Regions from separate parts of the Homo sapiens genome. Here region 1 is linked to region 2. The links are chromatin contacts, found by Hi-C or POLR2A ChIA-PET in ENCODE. All regions are on one chromosome and are shown on one strand. Each heading gives the region's core, a stretch centred on a gene start or an enhancer-like site at or near the end of the contact. The rest is flanking DNA. Distances are from core to core; before and after follow the strand shown.

The links. Hi-C counts contacts between places; a loop is a spot of excess contacts on that map. ChIA-PET counts read pairs that join two places held with the same protein, here RNA polymerase II (POLR2A). Pooled maps may share reads with other maps.
Region 1: a map of CD14-positive monocyte shows a loop between it and region 2 (2.2-fold over the local background). The contact joins two enhancer-like sites. A Hi-C loop is called at or near these places in 1 of 168 maps with a recorded cell type or tissue (CD14-positive monocyte) and 9 of 50 pooled maps. POLR2A ChIA-PET finds 5 or more read pairs at or near these places in 5 of 52 experiments (AG04450, CD4-positive, alpha-beta T cell, activated T-cell and 1 more).

Annotation. Positions count from the first base shown.
Region 1 is chr10:35,448,710-35,452,645 of GRCh38, forward strand. The region is part of intron 1 of CCNY (cyclin Y); the gene reads left to right. Among named protein-coding and RNA genes, the nearest start is that of CCNY, 110 kb to the left of the region's middle. RefSeq lists a silencer at 2,750-2,879. Within about 2 kb of position 2,167, at least 10 of the 41 ENCODE cell types and tissues checked have a DNase peak (open chromatin) inside an H3K27ac peak, as active enhancers do; they include CD14-positive monocyte, where a contact is called at or near this core.
Region 2 is chr10:35,188,936-35,193,096 of GRCh38, forward strand. The region is part of intron 6 of CREM (cAMP responsive element modulator); the gene reads left to right. Among named protein-coding and RNA genes, the nearest start is that of LINC02634, 54 kb to the right of the region's middle. Within about 2 kb of position 2,761, at least 11 of the 41 ENCODE cell types and tissues checked have a DNase peak (open chromatin) inside an H3K27ac peak, as active enhancers do; they include CD14-positive monocyte, where a contact is called at or near this core.

The sequences.
Region 1 (3,936 bases), core at 917-3,416, 260 kb after region 2:
TGGGGGATGGAGGGGAGTGGTCAGAGAGGCAGCAGGGGCAGGGCATGTCCAGTCCTGTAGCCACTGTGAGTACTTTGCACTCTAGAATGGGGGCCAATGTGGAGTTTGAGCAGACGTGCTCCTAATGCAGTTTTGGCAGGATTCCTGTGGCAACTATGGAGAGAATGGACAATGGAGTATCCCCAGGGGGTGCAGTGTGGGTTAGACCCTGAGGCATGTCAAGGGGCAAGGTCAGGGGATTTGCTGGTTGGCTGCATTGGGTGGGAATAGCGAGGGTGGAGGATGAGTGCAGGCCTTGAAGGGTGGAGTTGCTCCTTAGTGACTGATGTAGACTGGAAGGAACAGGTCTTGAGCCTGTTGATTTTGATTTACATGTTAGTCAACAGGGGAGCTGAACGGGCAGCATGGGAGTTCAGTGGAGTCAGTGCTGGAGATAATAGCATGGGAACCATTGGCATACTGAGGGTATTCATTACAGTCTTGTGGCTGAGGTCACCACGCAGCGAGGAGGGAAGGGACAAGGAAGCAGCAGAGGTGTGTGTGAGAAGGAGCTGAGGAGGGGCAGAGATAGGGGCAGGGAGGGGGGTGAAGAGAGAGAGATGGTCCCGGCAGTCAGCGAGGGAGACATTTTGAGGAGAAAGTGGGCATCTCTAGTAAGATAAGGACTGAGATGTGGCCATTGAATTAGCAGTGGCCTTGGTAAGAGCTGGAGAGTTGGGGGTGGGAGCAATGGCCCTACTGGGCAGGGTTCCAGAGAGAACAGGGAGGAGGAACTGGAGCACGCAGGAGCCTGGCTGAACAGGAAGCAAAGAAATAGAGGGAAGGCTGCAGAGGGGGAGGCTGGTTGAGAGCTGTAGTTCGGTTTTTGGAATGAGAGTAATTACTACGCGTGCCTGTGCTGATGGGAAATGCATGATGCAGGAGAGAGAGGGTGGGAGGGGCAGGGATCCATTGCCGAGTAGGGGGGCCGGCCCCAGGGAGGTACCTTTTTAGGGACCACAGGTCAGAGAGGTGCAGGGAGCAGAGATGGCAGGGTGAGCACAATGGAGGCAAGAAGGCTGCAGTGCTTCTCCTGGCCTCTGTCTTCTCAGCTGAACGGACAGTAAGTTGAGAGTGCCAGGGAGTGTTGGAGGTTGGGGGAGAGACAAAAAGGGCCTTTCCAATGATGCTATCTCGCACCACTCAGGGCCTACCTGAGTAGGGTGTCAAGAGTTTACGGTGGGACCAGTCAGCAGGATTCTGCATCTCCTCCAGCTGTGTACAGCTGCTTGGGGCAGAGGAGATGGGGAGTTAGATTTAATCAGCTCTGGGATTTGCCAGAAAGCGCTTTGGAGGGCAGAGGAACGTGGTGGCACGTGAGAGCACCAGGGAGCCAATATGACTACAAGGCTGTGGCTCTGAGTCGGGTAGAGAAGAAAGCAAGGATGTAGCAGGGGGAGGGGTGGCAGAGAGGTGGTGGAATCGGGCTTTGTGGTCTTGGTGGGTGGAAGAATTTACAGGGTTGGGATGTCAGGGAGTGAGTTGGGAAGGTAGGAGATGAGGCTCAGAAAAGGGCTGCTCAACTTTGAGAGCAGGGAGTCCTTTTGGTGACTTACAGGGAGAGGGTGGAGGTTAAGATTAAAACACCAGGCCTTGCAGGGCAGTGGCATCCTGGGTTTTAGCAGTGTGTGGAGGATGTAGGACATTGTGCTGGGGATGTGTGCTCCCTGGGATGGTTTTGGAAGTTGGGAGATGGCATTAGAGGCTCTTTGGAGTTTTCTGGGCTGAGAGCTTGATTGCTAAGGGACAGCCTGGGAGTTGTCAGCTTCTTGAGCTGACAGCCAAGTGGGGATAAAGCGTTTCTTCTGATGGAAAGGTTGTGGTTCTGAGGCTGCTGGCACATTGGGAAGGGCATCTTGCGGGTTCCCATCATTGTGGAGCTACATCTTTATTTCTGAATGTTGGACATGGGGCACTTGGGGAGGCCAGTATTACCAGGAGATTTTTCTTTTTTTTTTTTCTTTCTCTTTTACCTTTTGTGTATCAGTATTTCTTAATAAGAAATGCCTATTTATTTAAATTCGGTGGGAGATATTTTTGACATAATTTTTTCACTTTCTCTCTGTCCTCTGTTTTGGAGAATGACAGTGATGGAGCAGTGGGCTGGGAGCCTTCCTGTCACCAGCACCTGTGACTTTGGAGCAGCTACTTCCTCTGGGACTGTTTAAAAGAAGGGGTGTGGGGCTCAGCTTTAAGGTCCTTTGGTTTTAGAATTAAACTCTATTTTGTTGGTTTATGAAGCATGTTTTTTGTGCCCATGATCTCAAATTTCTTTGGTTTTTAAAACTTTATCTATTTATTGTACCTTTAAAACAAATACATTTTATACCTAATGCAAATTAGTATTTTTTGAAGAGTGTTAGGCAGAATAAATGTGTATTTCCCATCAGAGAAGGAACTACTGATAAGTACTTCAAGAAGACCCAGAATTAGCATGTGTGTTTATATAAATTGTGAAATCATCTTCTCCCACTTCTTCCCCCTTTTTTACAAAAACAAGTTAAGAGTCAGAGAAGGAAAGAAGAAATGGGATTTGCACCGTCATGGACTGATACTGCCTGGGTGTAGTTGTTTTGCTTGGTGAGCAGAACTTGCTGTATTATCTGTAGCTTTCTTCATGTATACTTGGGCACTTGTAAATGTTACCAAGTGCCTCTGACCAGAATGGGTGGGTCATTTTCCATGTCGTCTTAAAATGACTGGAAAGTTGGTGATGAACAGAAGGCTTATTTTGATATCTGAGTATGGCCTGAAGGCTATGCTGAGTGAGTGAAACCCAGAGCACTTCTGAGCAGGTTTTGGTTGGTTTGGTTCCTCTTTTGTTGGTGCTTTTGTGAGGGCCAATTCTGTATGGCACTAGACAGAGCTGGTTAGGCTCAACAATACAGTGTTACCAGGCGGGTTGAGAATGGACACCCACAAGCCCAGGAGCCTCCTGAGGCCAGTCCCCCATAGTGCCTGGGCCACACGGGGCTGGGCCTGTTAACCAGGGCAGGCTCGGGGTTCATGTCTTTTACCCTCTACAACAGTGCAGCCCAGCAGGTCATTACCACCTCACCTCCACGCATGGCAGGGGCAGGGGGAGCGGTCAGGGCATGCCTGTCCTGCTGCTGTCACCCAGGCGAGCCACACATTCCACACTGGCTTGAATGGCAGTGACTTTGGGCCTGGCAGTGTCCTCTGCCAGTCTCCTTCACTCACAATTTCATTTCAACTTTGTGTTATAGTGAAGTATTTAATATGACACTTTTTTTTTATTCTTTAATAGTTCAAATAGTAATGTATGCCAAGGTCAGACTAATATTTTGTTTACTAGCTTAGTAATTTTCTTCTTGTTCCTACCTGAATTAATTTATATGGGAGCAAGTGCTGCCTTTTTTGCTGTTGAGTACCAGAGAACATACAGTAAATAATGATTTTTACATATTGAAGTTGCAGTTGTTGACTGTGATGTTGAAGATGTCTTCAGACAGTAGTTTATACTGCATTCCACACTTGAGGCTCAAGTGATTGGAGTGATTTCTGCAATTACTAGTTTGTTCTATAACTAAGACTGTTTGTTGGTCTCTGCATATACTTTCAGGTCATTAAATGCTACAGAAATGAGAAATGAAATACAAACTTTTTAACTCCTACTCAGATGTCCAAACAGCTTCTTAGTTCCTGTCAGATCAGTAATAATACTGGGTTTGGTCTTTCTTAAACCAAGCATAATCCTGCTTATCTTAGAATGAAACAGTATTCCTATTCAGAGGTAAATAGAGTTAACCTTTACTCGTGTAATTTTTATTGTTTGTTTTACCATTTCATGGTGTTCATACTAGCCCCTTTTCCTTTCCCTCTAAGTGACTGCTGAGGTTCTCACCATTTCAGAATAAAATTCTTGTCCTTTGAGGT
Region 2 (4,161 bases), core at 1,511-4,010:
AGTGCTGGGATTACAGACGTGAGCCACCGCACCCGGCCACATGAATGAATTTTTAAATTAATTAGATATCCTTCATTTGGGGGTTGCAAATGTTGTACCTAATAGATTTCTATTACCTAATCTATGACAATTTAAGTATTCAGGCTATGATGCCCCAAATTTGTTTTTTTCCCTAGCTGTTACTTTCAAGTCTAATTTCTAGGCAACTCATTTCAAAACAAATGCTGACTTTGGGTTTTTTGTTTTTTTTTGTTTGTTTGTTTTTTTGACTGACTGTTCTTAGTTGTTTGAATTCTGAAGTATCCATTCTAGCTCTTATGGAAGCTGTCAGTAATGAAATAAAAGTTGAGATGTAGCCCTAAGCTTTTAGGGTTACCTGAGATTTCAACTGGATTTGCGTTATACATTATTTTAATTCAGTTGTGCCTATGATAACTGTAATAGATGTATTTAATACAGCTTTCAAAACTCCTGTGTTTTAATTGAATTCTATTCCTCTTGGTCCATTCGCTTAGGATTTAGGATATAGCACTATTTTTTAAAAATTTGCTTGCTTGTTTGTTTGTTTGTTTATTTATTTATTTATTTATTTATTTTTGAGACAGAGTCTCGCTCTGTTGCCCAGGCTGGAGTGCAGTGGCGCGATCTCGGCTCACTGCGACCTCCGCCTCCCAGGTTCAAGCAATTCTTCTGCCTCAGCCTCCCGAGTAGCTGGGACTACAGGTGCATAACGCCATGCCCGGCTAATTTATTGTATTTTAGTAGAGACGGGGTTTCACCGTATTGCCCAGGCTGGTCGTGAACTCCTGAGCTCAGGCAGTCCACCCACCTTGGCCTCCCAAAGTGCTGGGATTACAGGCAGCACTAACGTTAAGGAAAGTAAAATCAGTTATTTTAGTTCGAATGTCTTGCAGGTATGATAAGCATATTATAATTGATGAGTCTCTTGATAATTATACTCAGGTATTTTGGGGGTTAATGTGGACTATGGTAAAAGTGTGTGAAGAACTGAGGTGGTGGCATTTATGGAGTAAAAAATGCATAGTACAAACCCAGTACTTTAATGTTTTCTTGAAATGTAAAATGAAAGCCACCTGTTCTATTCCCCCCATACTCATGGACCATATTTATGTCTAGGTGAATAATCTTAAAGAATAATTATTTCTTCTCATTTTATCTTTGTTACATGGAAGAATCTACTGCAAACAACAGAGTTTTGAGAATTTTTAATGTTTTACACAATATGCACGTAAGTTTGTGCCTTGGGGTTTTTAAGAATTTTCTTCCACAAGTCACAAAGATTTTTTTCCACATTTTCTTCTATTTGCTTTATGGTTTTACCTTTCACATTTATGTCTTTAATGTATCTGGGCTTCACTTCTGTATATAGTATTTGGTGGGAATTCATTTTTAACTTTTTTCTCCGTATATGGAGCCACTCCCAAGGGTTTGTTGTTTCCTCACTGGTGTATGGGGCAGCCTTAATTAGACAGTGGGTTTGCTTTTGCACCTGGATCTGGCCAGTCTTCTGTCTGATTCATCTTTTTCTGAATCCCAGCGCCATACATGTTTGTTATCTCATAAAACAAGTTCCCCTTGTCTTTTTTCTCAGTTTGATACAGAGTTAGTTTTTTGTGCACGATTATTCTTTCATATGCATTTGGAATAAGTTTGAGTTTCTAAATAGTAGTAGTAATAATAATAATAATAAAACCAATGATGAGACTGCATTAATTTTTTTTTTCTTGAGATGGAGTCTCGCTCTGTTGCCCTGCCTGGAGTGCAGTGGCACGATGGCTCACTGCAAGCTCCACCTCCCGGGTTCACGCCATTCTTCTGCCTCAGCCTCCCAAGTAGCTGGGACTACAGGCGCCTGCCACCATGTCCGACTAATTTTTTTGTATTTTTAGTAGATACAGGGTTTCACCATGTTCGCCAGGATGGTCTCGATCTCCTGACCTCATGATCCGCCCACCTCAGCCTCCCGAAGTGCTGGGATTACAGGCATGAGCCACCATGCCCAGCCAAGACTGCATTTAATTTAGGGAGAGCTGAAGTCTTCATAATGTTAAGTTGACCTATCCCAAACCATAGAAAGTCTTGTTTATTCAGATCTCATTTTACTTCTTTTAACAGTTGAACATTTTTCTTTTTATTTATTTATTTATTTATTATACTTTAAGTTTTAGGGAACAGTTGAACATTTTTCTTCACGGAGATCTTGCATATTCTTTCTTTAGTTGGTTCCTAAGTACTTTATGGGTTTTGTTGCCATTACAATGGTACCTTATTTTGTATTGTATTTTCTAATTGTTGCTGGTGTAGAGAAATACGGATTATTTTAAGTCGATCTTTTATCTATTAACTTTGCTGAACTCTAATTACTTCTAATAATTTACTGATTCTTTGTGATTCGGTCTGTGATCCTATGTGAATGTTTATACAAATAGTGATGTTTTGTTTCCTCCCTTCCAATCTTTATTCCTGTTTTCTTTTTCTCTTTTTTTCTTTTCCTTAAATAATCATGGCCAGGAGCTCCAGTTTAAACACAGCAAGGCCAGTGGGCATTCTTGTCTTCCTGAACTTAGTGGCAGTGTTCCCTGCCCTCCTTCTCCCTTCATCTCACTGAAGGGCCCTGTCAGCTTCTTTGTGGATTCTCAGTGCCTGTCTTGGCTGATGCCTCAGCAGTATTTAACACTGTCGACTTCTGCTTCCTCCACTTCCTGAGACTGTGTCCTCCTTGCTCTTCTCTCTCTGCTGCTTCTCTGTCAGTCCTGTTGCTGGGCTAAGCTTCCCCTGCCCCTGTCCTGAGTGTTTCAGTGATCCTCAGGCTCACTCCCCCACCCTCTTCCTGCTGAGCTCCCTCCCTGAAGGACTCCCTCCCACGCTGGCTTCAGTTCACTGTGACTATGTCCTGACTCCAGCTGGTTCCTTAGATGGCCACACATACCTCTGACTCCTAAAATCCACTCTTCCTATCTTCAGTGATTGACCACTACTATCCTTGATGCCAGAAACCTAGGTGTTGTCCAGTATTCTTCCCAGTCTCCATTCAAAGTCACTGTGTAGATTCTTCTGCCTGGCTGAGCCATGAATGCTTCTGCCACTCCACAGCCCTCTGTCCTGGCCCTGGCCCTGGCCTGGGTGCTATCCCTCTGACCCAGGCTACCCCTGTGGGCTACAGTCTCCGGCAGCCACCGGAAGCTGGCTATTGTGGAACAGCTTTCTGATCCTCCTAATCATGCCAGAGGCAGCAGCTCCCTTCTTGGCTCAGTTTTTTGGGAATTGTTCCTGAAAGTTCAGCTAAACTCTTCATTCCTCACAGTGATTCTGGGAGCCACTGATAGTTCTTAAAAACAGCAGTTTCTTGCCCCCAACATCTCCATTACTGCATTGCACTTGTTTTGTTTTGTTTCGTTTTGTTTTGTTTTGAGACAGAGTCTCACTCTCTTGGCCAGGCTGGAACACAGTGATGTGATCTTAGCTCACTGCAACCTCTGTCTCCTGGGCTCAAGCATTTCTCCTGCCTCAGCTTCCCGAGTAGCTGGGATTACAGGCATGTACCACCATGCCCAGCTAATTTTTGTATTTTTAGTAGAGACGGGGTTACACCATGTTGGCCAGGCTGGTCTTGAACTCCTGAGTTTAGGTAATCCGTCCATCTCGGCATCCTAAAGTGCTACGATTATAGGCATGAGCCACCACACCTGGTGTCTGGGGTCTTTTTAATAAGGGCACTAATCCTGTTCACAAGGGTGTCACCCTCATGACCTCATCACCTCTCAGAGGTTCCACCTCCAAATACTATTGCATTGGAGGTGAGGATTTCAACAGAGGAAATTGGGTGGGGATACAAACATTCAGTCTATAGCATCCACTCAAAAGCATCCATCAATGTCTGTGACCTGTTAGACAAAGCTCCAAATCTTTCATGTGGCCCAAATCTTTGCTTGATCCAAGCCTTGCATTCTTTAATAGCTGCCTACCTCTCCACTTCTCCCTCTTTTGTAATACAGCTCTTTCTTTCATTTCCTGGGATAGGCCATGCCCTCTCTCCCTCCAGGGCCTTCTTCACACATACCGATTGCCTGATAAGAATACGTTCCCCGAGGAAGCCTTGCCCATCCTCCACATCTGGCTTAGGCAACCTTCTGTGAGTTC